Regions from separate parts of the Homo sapiens genome. Here region 2 is linked to region 1. Evidence: read pairs that join two places in POLR2A ChIA-PET (ENCODE). Cell type or tissue: GM12878. All regions are shown on one strand. Links, peaks and the distances in the headings refer to the core of each region. The heading gives the core; the rest is flanking DNA.

Evidence for each region. ChIA-PET counts read pairs that join two places held together with the same protein. Peaks named below come from ENCODE experiments on the same cell type or tissue, not always from the same donor. Only the 100,000 strongest peaks of a DNase experiment are listed, where the experiment ranks them.
Region 2: POLR2A ChIA-PET joins it to region 1 with 5 read pairs; 1 of 35 experiments calls an interaction of 5 or more read pairs at or near these places.

Annotation. Positions count from the first base shown.
Region 1 is chr6:137,937,114-137,942,502 of GRCh38, reverse strand. No RefSeq gene overlaps it. Among named protein-coding and RNA genes, the nearest start is that of LINC02865, 5.5 kb to the left of the region's middle. In GM12878, for the core only: a CTCF peak has its summit at 2,427 (motif pointing right); a DNase peak (open chromatin) is centred at 2,302; H3K4me3 peaks cover 504 bases; H3K27ac peaks cover 3,015 bases.
Region 2 is chr6:137,632,896-137,638,284 of GRCh38, reverse strand. No RefSeq gene overlaps it. Among named protein-coding and RNA genes, the nearest start is that of LINC03004, 30 kb to the left of the region's middle. RefSeq lists a silencer at 902-961 and an enhancer at 3,776-3,885. In GM12878, for the core only: no CTCF peak of the experiment used is centred there; a DNase peak (open chromatin) is centred at 903; H3K27ac peaks cover 1,131 bases.

The sequences.
Region 1 (5,389 bases), core at 258-5,257:
AACTTTTTAAGCTGCCTGAAATTCTTCTTAGGTTTACAAATGATATAAACTGGTAAATAAAGATGATCAGACCTTAAGCACATATAGCACACATGGCTGGGATGAAACAACTAAGTAGCAAAATATTAATTTATAAAACAAATTAAACAGCAAAAAAAGAAAATAGTAAAATCCAACTCTCCTGGACCATTGGAGGAGGAACTGCAAGGGATGATGAAGATTTCATAGAGCAAATGATTTCTACACTCTGGGAAAGAATTCTTCAGGCAGTACACCACTTTAAAATGGTGCTTGACTCACCAAAACATCAGAGCCGTCTTCAACTTTTCACAACGCAGAGCAGAGAAAGAGGAAGATCACTTGTAGATGGAGTGTGGCAGGAATTTTGTGAAGTGTATAAAGAAGTTAGCAAGTGTATAAAGAAGATAGCCATTTACTAAGCATCTGCTATGTAGCAGGCACTCTGCTAGACATTTGTTATGGAATGAATCATTTAATCCTTGTAATAAACTTGCAAGGATATATTTTAGCCCACCCCCTACCTAAAACCAATAAATATGTGGCTCAGAAAAGTAAATTAACTGGTCTAAGAGCAAGTAATTAGTAAAAAGTTGAGCTGGGATTTGATATAAAGAAAAATCTGATCTAAACTTGATAATATTTCTGCTTCCCCAAATTGCCTCCTTAAAGTTTACACATTGTTTGGTCTCTTCAATACACATCAAAATTATCAATACCTATAGAAATGTCAATGAAAAGTCTTCCTTTAAATTAGAATATTTAGAAACTTTAGGCCCAGAGACTAAAAAGTATGTGAAATTAGTATAAAAGTATGTAAAATGTTTGTAAAGAAATGATGATAACTTCGTAGACCAATGTGGCATGTAAAACATGTGGGCCACAGAGGGAGATTAAGAAAAAAATATATGCAATCATAATAATAAAAGTGGAGTTACTCCAGACTATGCTTTTTGCCAATTCTTTGGTGAGAAGGGATTGGTAGTTAATTATAGAACCACTTTCTATATTAATTCTAGATATTGTATTCTAATCCTTAGAAAGTAGGCTGTGGAAGAACTAATAATTGCCCTCAAGGACCCATTCTCTTCTTCTCATAAGAGAATCTATGGTTGCCCAACTAAAGCTTCTATTTCGCAGCACTCATTGCAGATAGTTATAGCTATGGACTCAGTTCTGGCCAGTGGACTCTGAATAAAGGTACTATGTACACTGTTGGCTGTGCTCTTAAAGCTAAGGGATGTGCCATCTCATCCCCTGTGCTCTCTTTGTTGGCTGGGAAGCTGGCAGGATGATAGGAGTTAAGCCAGCCATTATGGACTTTCAGATGGAAACCAGCTGTTGAGGATGAGAGAGCGACAAAAAGAAGACCGTCAAGATTGTGGGGCTAATTTACCAGCCTGAATTGCCAACCTGTGTTTTTGTATTACAGGCAAATAAAGTATGTGTTTTTAAAGTCGCTGTTATTTTGAGTCTCATTGTAACTGCAGCCAAACCAATATTCTAATGAATAAACTATATTCTAACTAATAATTAAACAGAACACTCCATTCCCCACCCAAATCTCCTGAATATGAATGTATGCAAGAATTCTCCATGTAGAACTATATCGTTTATTTTGGTATTCATATTATGGTACATTTTCTCCTAACAACTTGTTAGGACTTGTCATTTCCTTGCTTTCTGAACTCTCTTCATTGAAAAGTCTCCCAAAGGATTCTGGCTTCTCATGTTGTCTTAGGAGTGTCTTTACTGGGTCCAGAAACCTTGGGTCATTTCTTTTAAGTGCAGGATAGGTACAACTGGGAAAGTAAAGACACTATAGGATGATCTAATATTTATTAGTGATTTTGTTTATGCCCAAACACTCCAAAAAGTGTCTGGAAATTTCTGCCATAATCTGATTTATAAGAACCCTTTGAAACCTGGGCAGCATGTTGGATCAGGAGTTCTCAGACTTGTCTGAGGTTTTTAGATCCAGTACATGGGCAGCTTCCTGAAGAGGGGTACAGGGGGAAGCATGTGTGTGGAGGAGGTGTTATAACCAGAATTCCCCTATAGTTGCCTTTTCTAAAAAAGGGTTTAGAGAAGATGTGGGAGGAGTCCCCCTAAACCACTAAAATGTCTCAGTTGTAAAACTGATGACTCTCTGGTGAGCACACAAAGCCAACAGCTTCAAGTTCTATAGTCCATTTTGATGAAGACAGAAAAAGTTAAAGGGCATTTACCCAATTTTTGTGGATGATTGAACAGGCTATTGCACTACGCAAAACTAGGAAATACTAAGCAAATACCAGAAAACTTATTACAGAGTTTGAATCAGAGTTAGTTTCAGGTAGCATCAGGAATTGCACGTAGCCTCTTGAATTCTTTGTCTTCACTTTACATATCCCATAGCAGAACACAAGGGGTCAGCCTCATATAATGGATGCTAGAGTTTAGGGGGCAAGGTGGGATGGAGGAAGCAAGGAGACCACCTGGGGATGTTAGCTATATCCTGTCTTATAAGAAATGCTATAGGGGGCTGGGTGTGGTGGCTCACGCCTATAATCCCAGCACTTTGGGAGGCTGAGGCAGGCAGATCACGAGGTCAGGAGATTGAGACCAACCTGGCTAACACAGTCATCTCTACTAAAAATACAAAAAAAAATTAGCTGGACATGGTGGCGGGCACCTGTAGTCCCAGCTACCCGGGAGGCTGAGGCAGGAGAATGGCATGAACCTGGGAGGCAGAGTTTGCTCCACTGCACTCCAGCCTGGGTGACAGAGTGAGACTCTGTCTCAAAAAAAAAAAAAAAAAGAAAAAGAAAAAGAAAAAGAAATGCTATAGGGAGTTCTTCAAGTTGAAACAAACAAAAAAAAGCTAACAACGTCAAAACATAAGAAAGTATAAAACTCACTGTAAAATAAGAATGTAGTCAAATTCAGGATACTCTGATATTGTAATGTAGGTGCATAAATAACTTTTAACTCCAATGTAAAAGTTAAAAGACAAAAGTATTAAAAATAACTATAGCTATAATAATTTGTTAATATACATGATATACAATAGAGGTAAATTGTGACATCAGTAATGTAAAATATGGAGGAGGAAAGTTAAAGTGTAGAGTTTTTCTAAATTTGACTACTTACTTTTCTAGTGAGCTTTATACTTTCATATGTTTTCATGTTGTTATTTAGCATCTTTTCATTTCAACTTGCAGAACTCCCTTTAGAATTTCTTGTAAAGCAGGTCCAGTGGCAATGAACACCCACATGCAGCTGAAGTTGAGTTGTTTCCTGCTTAAAGTAGGCTGTTATAACTACAAGATACTTTATGTAAGCCTCATGGTAAGCATCCCCCCAGAAAGCTGTAATAGATACACAAAAGATAAAGAGAAAGGAAGCAAACTACCACCAAAAATCATTACATTATAAAAGAGGACAACAATAGAGGAAGAATGGAACAAAGGAACTACAAAACAGTGAGAAAACAATTAAAGTGGCTGTAATAAGTTCTTGCCTATCAATAATATACTTTAAATGTAAATGGGTCAAATTCTCAAATGTAAAGTCATAAAGTGGCTGATGGATTAAAAAAAAAAGACCTCACTATATGCTGCATACGAGAGACTCACTTTAGCTTTAAAAACACATGCAGGCTGAAAGTAAGGAGATGGGAAAAAAATATTGCATGAAAATGGTAACCAAAAAAAGAGCAGGAGTGTCTATACTTACATGAGATACAATATACTTTAAGTCAAAAACCGTCACAAGCGTCAAAGAAGGTTACTATATAATAATAAAGAGACAGATTCATCAAGAGGATATAGCAATTGTACATATATATGCACCCAACATTGGAGCACCTAAATATTCATATATTAAGCAAGTACTAAAAGAACTGAAAGGAAAAATAGACAACAATAAAATAATAGTATGGGACTTCAGTACCTGACTTTCAACTATGGATAGATCATCCAGACAGAAAATCAAAAAGAAAACAGCAGACTTGAAGAATGTTATAGGCCAAATAGACCTAATATACATGTACAGAACATTCCACCCAACAGCGGTAGAATACACGTTCAAGTGCACATAGAACAGTCTCTAGGATAAATTATATGTTAGGCCAGAAAACAAATCTAAGAAAATTAAAATCTTATCAGATATATTTTCTAACTACAATAGTATGAAACTAGAACTCAATTATAGGAAGAAAATTGGAAAATCCACAAATATATGAAAATTGAACAGCATACTCCTGAGCAACAAATGGGTCCAAGAAAATATTTTTTAAAATCTTGAGACAAATGAAAATGGAAACACAACATACCAACAGAAACAGAAAGAGCTGAAGAGAGAAGTTTATAGTAATAAATGCCTACATAAAGGAAGAAACATATCTCAAATAATCTAAACTTACACTTCAAGGAACTAGAAAAAGGAGAACAAACTAAGTCCAAAGTCAGCAGAAAGAAGAAAATAATAAAGACTAGAGCAGAAGTAAGTGAAATAGAGGCTAGAAAACCAAGAGAAAAATTCAAAGATACTTAGAGTTGGTTTTTGGAAATAATAAACAAAATTGAGAAACTAGTTGAATTAATTGAAAAGAGAAAGAAAATTCAAGTAAATTAAATTTTACATAAAAAGGAGATAGATATTACAATGATATCACAGAAATACAAAGAATCATAAGAGATTACTATTAATAATTATATGCCAACAATTGGATAATCTAGAAAAAATGGATATATTCCCAGAAACATACAATTTACCAATACTAAATTATGAGTAAATAGAAAAGCTGTACAGACAAAAAACAAGTAAGGAGATTGAATCTGTATTTGAAAACCTTTTAGTGAAGAAAAATCCAGGACCTGATGTCTTCACTGGTGAATTCTACCAAAGAATTCTTCTTAAAGAAGAATTAATGCCAATCCTTCTCAAACTCCTCCAAAAAATTAAAGAGGAGGGAACACATCTAACTAACTTTACCAAGTCAGCATTACCCTGATACTAAAGCTGGAAAAAGACATCACAAGAAAAAAATTATAAGCCAGGATGAACAATGATGTAAAAATCCTCAATAAGATACTAGCAAGCCATATTCAACAGCATATTAAAAGATCATACACCATGATCAAGTGTGATTTATTCCAAAGATACAAGGATGGCTCAACATACACAAATCAATATATGCGATACACCACATTAACAGATTGAATAATAAAAATAGCATTTTTATAATAAAAATAATATAGTCATCTCTATAGATGCAAAAAACCCACATTTGACCAAATTCAACATCCTTTCATGATTAAAACTCTTAACAATGTAGATATTGAACATAATAAATGCCATACATGACAAGTCCACAGATAACATCACA
Region 2 (5,389 bases), core at 187-5,186, 300 kb after region 1:
TTCTAACTCCTCTCTTCCTTTGGGCTTAGATACTTACCCAAACTGGAACTATATTTAAAAGTCTCCTTAATTGCAAGACCTTGACTTTATAGAGGTAAAAGGTCAATTTTAAAACCCATACCCTATACAGTAACCTAACTCAATTCAGGTGCTTTGATTGGTTCACTGCTTTGACAATTACAAGAAACACCACTAGCATCTGAAGAAATTGAAATCCCAGGACTGTCTTCACATCTAAATCCACAATGGTGCCTGGAGCAAATCATGGATCAAAATATCTGATTGGCCAACAACTGACTGGTAATTGTCCATAATTGATTCTCCTGTAAAGTGCAAATGATAGTTAGTTAACAGCAAAGAAATTGAAATATCCTCTCTTTAATGGTAAATTTTATATCTTCATTTAATTTTCAAAAGGCAGGAAAAATATTTTATAAATATCAACCTCCTAGGTCAATTTCTAAAACTTCCAACTTAATAATTGTTTAATATATATTTTGAGTTTTTTTTCTTCATGCAGCATGTATGTTGAGGTCACAGTATGTGAACAGATGGAATATATGGCAGGGGCCAACTAATTAACATTAAAGACAGGGGACCCATTGTCTTTCTATAACTCCCATCCATCTACCTTCATTTCTGTCACCATGGTACCTAGTGGTTCAATTACTGAGTGTTGTGAATAAACTATTAAACAAAACCAACTCCATATAATGCTGCTACTTGATGTTTAAGAAGCTATGCTTGAATATTTTCTAAATCACTGAAACCTTCTCAATAATTTCCTCTGATAAAGGAGGTGAGACTGTAGGGGTTTTTGTGCAATTTATTTAGTTTACAGACCAGTGGAGTGGGAACTGGCATATTTTAAATTGCATCATTGACATTCTTGTGGTTTCTAGCTGCAAGGGCCAACTCTAGAATGCCTCTGAGGTTGAGCCAAAGGAGCATGAGAAAGCATGTGGTTCTTATAAGCCCATATCACATGTAGCATGCTGGGGATTTCAAAAAAGCAGGCATTCTCCAGACTTGAATTAACTCCTGCTTCTTCCCAGAGCAGCCATTTCCTCATAGACTCGGATGGAATCAAACCAGGAAGCTCTAAGCAGCATGAAAGCTCTCAAATGTGACCTGTGAGTTTTTCCTAAGTTTTCTTGGCAGCCTGTGGCAGAAGAGCACTGAAAATAGATGCAATAGAATTACCATGTGATCCAGCAATCCCAGGTATATATTCAAAAGAATGCAAAGCTGGATCTCAAAGAGATATTTGCACACCCGTGTTCATTGCAGCACTATTCACAATAGTCAAGATGTGGAAACAACCCAAATGTCCATCAACAGATGAATGGATAAAAAAAAATATGGTATATACACACAATAGCACATTATTCAGCCTTAAAAAAGAAGGAAATTCTGTTATATGCTGCAACATGGATGAACATTAGGAAAGGAGAATGGTGGTTGCCAGAGGCTGGGGGAGGGGGAAATGGACAGTTGGTGTTCAATGAGTGTAGTTTCAGTTTTGCAAGATGGAAAGGTTCTGGAGACCTGTTGTATAACAATGTGAATATACTTTACACTACTAAATTGTACATTTAAAATGGTTAGGATGATAAATTTTATGTTATGTGTTTTTACCACAATTTTAAAAAATACAGTTGACCTTCAAATAACACAGATTTAAACTGCATGGGTGCACTTATACTCAGATTTTCTTCCACCTCTGCCACCTTTGAGGCAACCAGAACAACCCCTCCTCTTTCTCCTCCTCCTCAGTCCACTCAACATGAAAATGATGAGTATGAAGACCTTTATGATGATCGACATGGCACTTAATACATAGTAAATATATTTTCTCTTCCTTATGATTTTCTTAACAATATTTTTTTTCTCTAGCTTACTTTATTGTAAGAATACAGTATATAAGTCATAAAACACAAAATATGTGTCAATTGACTGTTATAGGTAGGACATCTGGACAATAGTAGGCTATTAGTAGTTAAGTTCTGGGGGAAGTCAAAAGTCATACATGAATTTTCCACTGCAAGGGAAGTTGTCAAGGGTCAATGGTAACTTCTAGTGTCCCCTTACCTTGAACTCAGGGGTTGTAATGAACTCAGCAGCTGGTCTGCAGAGGACCTTAGTGAGGTAATTCTGATTGGAGAAAGCTACTTTCCAGCTAAAATTACTTGCATTGGAGTTGACCAATGTGTAGAATGCCTGCCAGAACCTACATCCCAGAACCCTACTGGGCTGCCCCACTGCCTCGAAAGCTATTGTGGAAAGCCAGGAATCTTCTGAGAGTCTCTAAGTTCAGATGTGGAGAAAGATGGCACAAATAAAGAAACAAATCAACACACCAGCAAATGTGTTTGACTCGGGGAGGTGTCTCTAGGGGACAACGTTAACTTGGGGTAGCATATCCACATATCTTTTTTCCCGACATGCCCCAAAACTTGCAGAATTTTATACCTGGAAGGAACAATAATAATCAGTCAGAAGAAATATATTACCTCATTTCATAAGAGGAAAGTGAAGTGAAGGAAGGTAAGAGACTTACTTACGCAAGGACCTCCAGAGAAATGATTAGAAAGTTGAGTTTAGGATTCTCAGTCTCAAGGGGGATTTTAGGCAGAATCCATTCTTGAATGAGACATGACAGGAAAGACCAATATTAACAAACACACGGGACAAAACTGGCTCTATTTTTGTTGAAAGGAAAGCAGAGGTGGCAGGAACGGTGGGGTGTCATTTCCCCTCTCCACACCCCGAGCCCACCCTGGGCCCTAGAGGCATGCCTGTGACTGCCTGTGCCTCAAAACTCTGTAAGGCACAGTTTGAAGAGCACCCTAGCATACCACCACTTTTCACTGGACACTCCCACTACAGCATTTATAGAGGAGGTCATTATCTTACTTTGTAATTTTTGTTTGCATGTCTGCAGGAAGAAAGTTCAAAATAATAGCTACCATATATTGAGTATTTACTGTGTGCTGGCTTGCTGGCTAAATACGTTACAGACATTATTTAATCAAATCCACCCAAAAAAGTTATTGTTTTATCCCATTTTGCAGGCGGAAGAAAAAGGCCATGTAAAATAGGTTGCTTATAAGTGGCAGGACTGGGATTCAAACACAATTATGACCAAAGACCTGTGCCTATAACCAAAGCAGCAATCAGGCTTGTGATTGGTTCATCTTTGGATGCCCATTACCTAGCATAAGGCCAGTACATAGTAGGTGCTTCATAAAAATGCTTTGATTGAGATTCCTCTGGTTCACAGACATCATTTTAAAGTGCTAAATTTCTACAAAAAGAATAATTTTAAAATGTTAAACATTTAAAAAACAAAATTGTCAAAAGAAAAAAGAAATAATTTAAAAACTACAAGCGCAAATTTCTCAGGGAAGGTTAATGACTATCAATCACTCACACGTAAGTGTGAATTGGTTAAATCTGGTTGCTTTAACTGTTAGCTCTTGCCTAAGCCGCGTGGAATCTAGTGTAGTATCTAAGATCATTAACTAGAGTTGGGCTCTTAAAATCTTCTCTATCATTTAGTGGCTATGTAACCCTGGGCAAACCATCTAACCTCTCTAACTCAGTTTTCCCATCTGTAAAATGGATATTATGGTAGAATTTATCACCTGGAATTACTGTCTGGATTGGATGAATTTATTCAAAAGTATTTAGAACAGAAATTGGTCATAGTAAGCACTCAATAAAAAATAATATATTGGCCGGGTGCAGTGGCTCACACCTGTAATCCCAGCACTTTGAGAGGCCGAGGTAAGCAGGACATTTGAAGCCTGGAGTTTGAGACCAGCCTGGCCAACATGGTGAAACCCCGTCTGTACTAAAAATACAAAAAAATTAGTCAGGCGTGGTGGCACGCACCTGTAATTCCGGCTACGTGGGTGGCTGAGATATGAGAATTGCTTGAACCCCGGAGGCAGAGGTTGCAGTGATCGAGTCACTGCATTCCAGCCTGGGTGACAAAGTGAGACTGTCTCAAAAAAAAAAAAAAAAATCAAAGGGATGCCTGCACTTGCATGTTTATGGCAGCACTATGCACTATAGTAAAGGTATAGAATCAACCTAAGTGTTCGTCAATGGATAAATGGATAAAGTAAATGTGGTATATGTATATACACAATGGAATACCATTCAGCCATAAAAAGAATAAAATTGTATCACTTGCAGCAACACGGATGGAACTGGAGGTCATTATCTTAAGTGAAATAAACCAGGCACAGAAAGAAAAATATCACGTGTTCTCAGTTATATGTGGGAGCTAAAAATTTGATCACCTGGAAGTAGAGAGTGGAATAATGGATAACAGAGACTGGGAAAGATGAGTAGCGGGGAGAGGGGAATATAAAGAGAGATAGGTTAAAAGATACAAACATACAGTAAGATGGAATCAATTCAATGTTTGGTCAGAGCAGGGTGACTATACTTAACAAGAAAGTATTGTACTCAAGTGGTGGACTCTCTGAATGCCCTGACTTCATCACTACACAATATATACACATAACACAATTTCTCATGCACTCTATACATTTGTACAAATAAAAATAAATAAATAATCATTAATTACTATTATAAACCACAATGAAGAAAAGGGTATTATGTATACTTTTTGGCTTGGTTGTCATTGTTTTTTTTTTTTTTTTTTTCAAAAGGAGGGAGAGAAGGTAGGTAGTTTTTAAGCATGGTTTGGGCTGCTGAGATGGGAGACCAGAGCAAATGTACCAGGGAGTCCCTGGGCATCTGATGATGGACTATTACAGAGGATAAGAGTAATCTAGGCCGGGCGCGGTGGCTCATGCCAGCAATCCCAGCACTTTGGGAGACCAAGGCAGGCAGATCACGAGGTCAGGATTTCGACACCTGCCTGACCAACATGGTGAAAACTAGTCTTTACTAAAAATACAAAAATTAGCCAGGTGTGGTGGTACTTGCCTGTAATTCCAGCTTCTTGGGAGGCTGAGGCAGGGGAATCACTTGAACCCAGGAGGCAGAGGTTGCAGGAGTTGAGATTGCACCATTCCACTCTAGCCTGGCGACAGAGCGAGACTCCGTCTCAAATAACAAACAAACAAAAAAAGAGTAATCTAGACAAGGGCCAAAGATAGCTCATTTCAGGAATGTGCTTAAGACCTGCACTTATCTAGGTAAGGAAACAATACTTCTATTTCATTTTCATCTCTTCCACATCTCTTGGCAGCTGATCTGGACTCAATTTTGAGCTCTAGATCAGTCGTACTGTCAGAAAGAATTTTGTGGCTGGCATAAGTCTTTGGCAATAACAAAAATGAGGAAATGTTATAGCTTGCCACTTACTTTCTGATATGGTTTGGCTGTGTCCCACCCAAATCTCATCTTG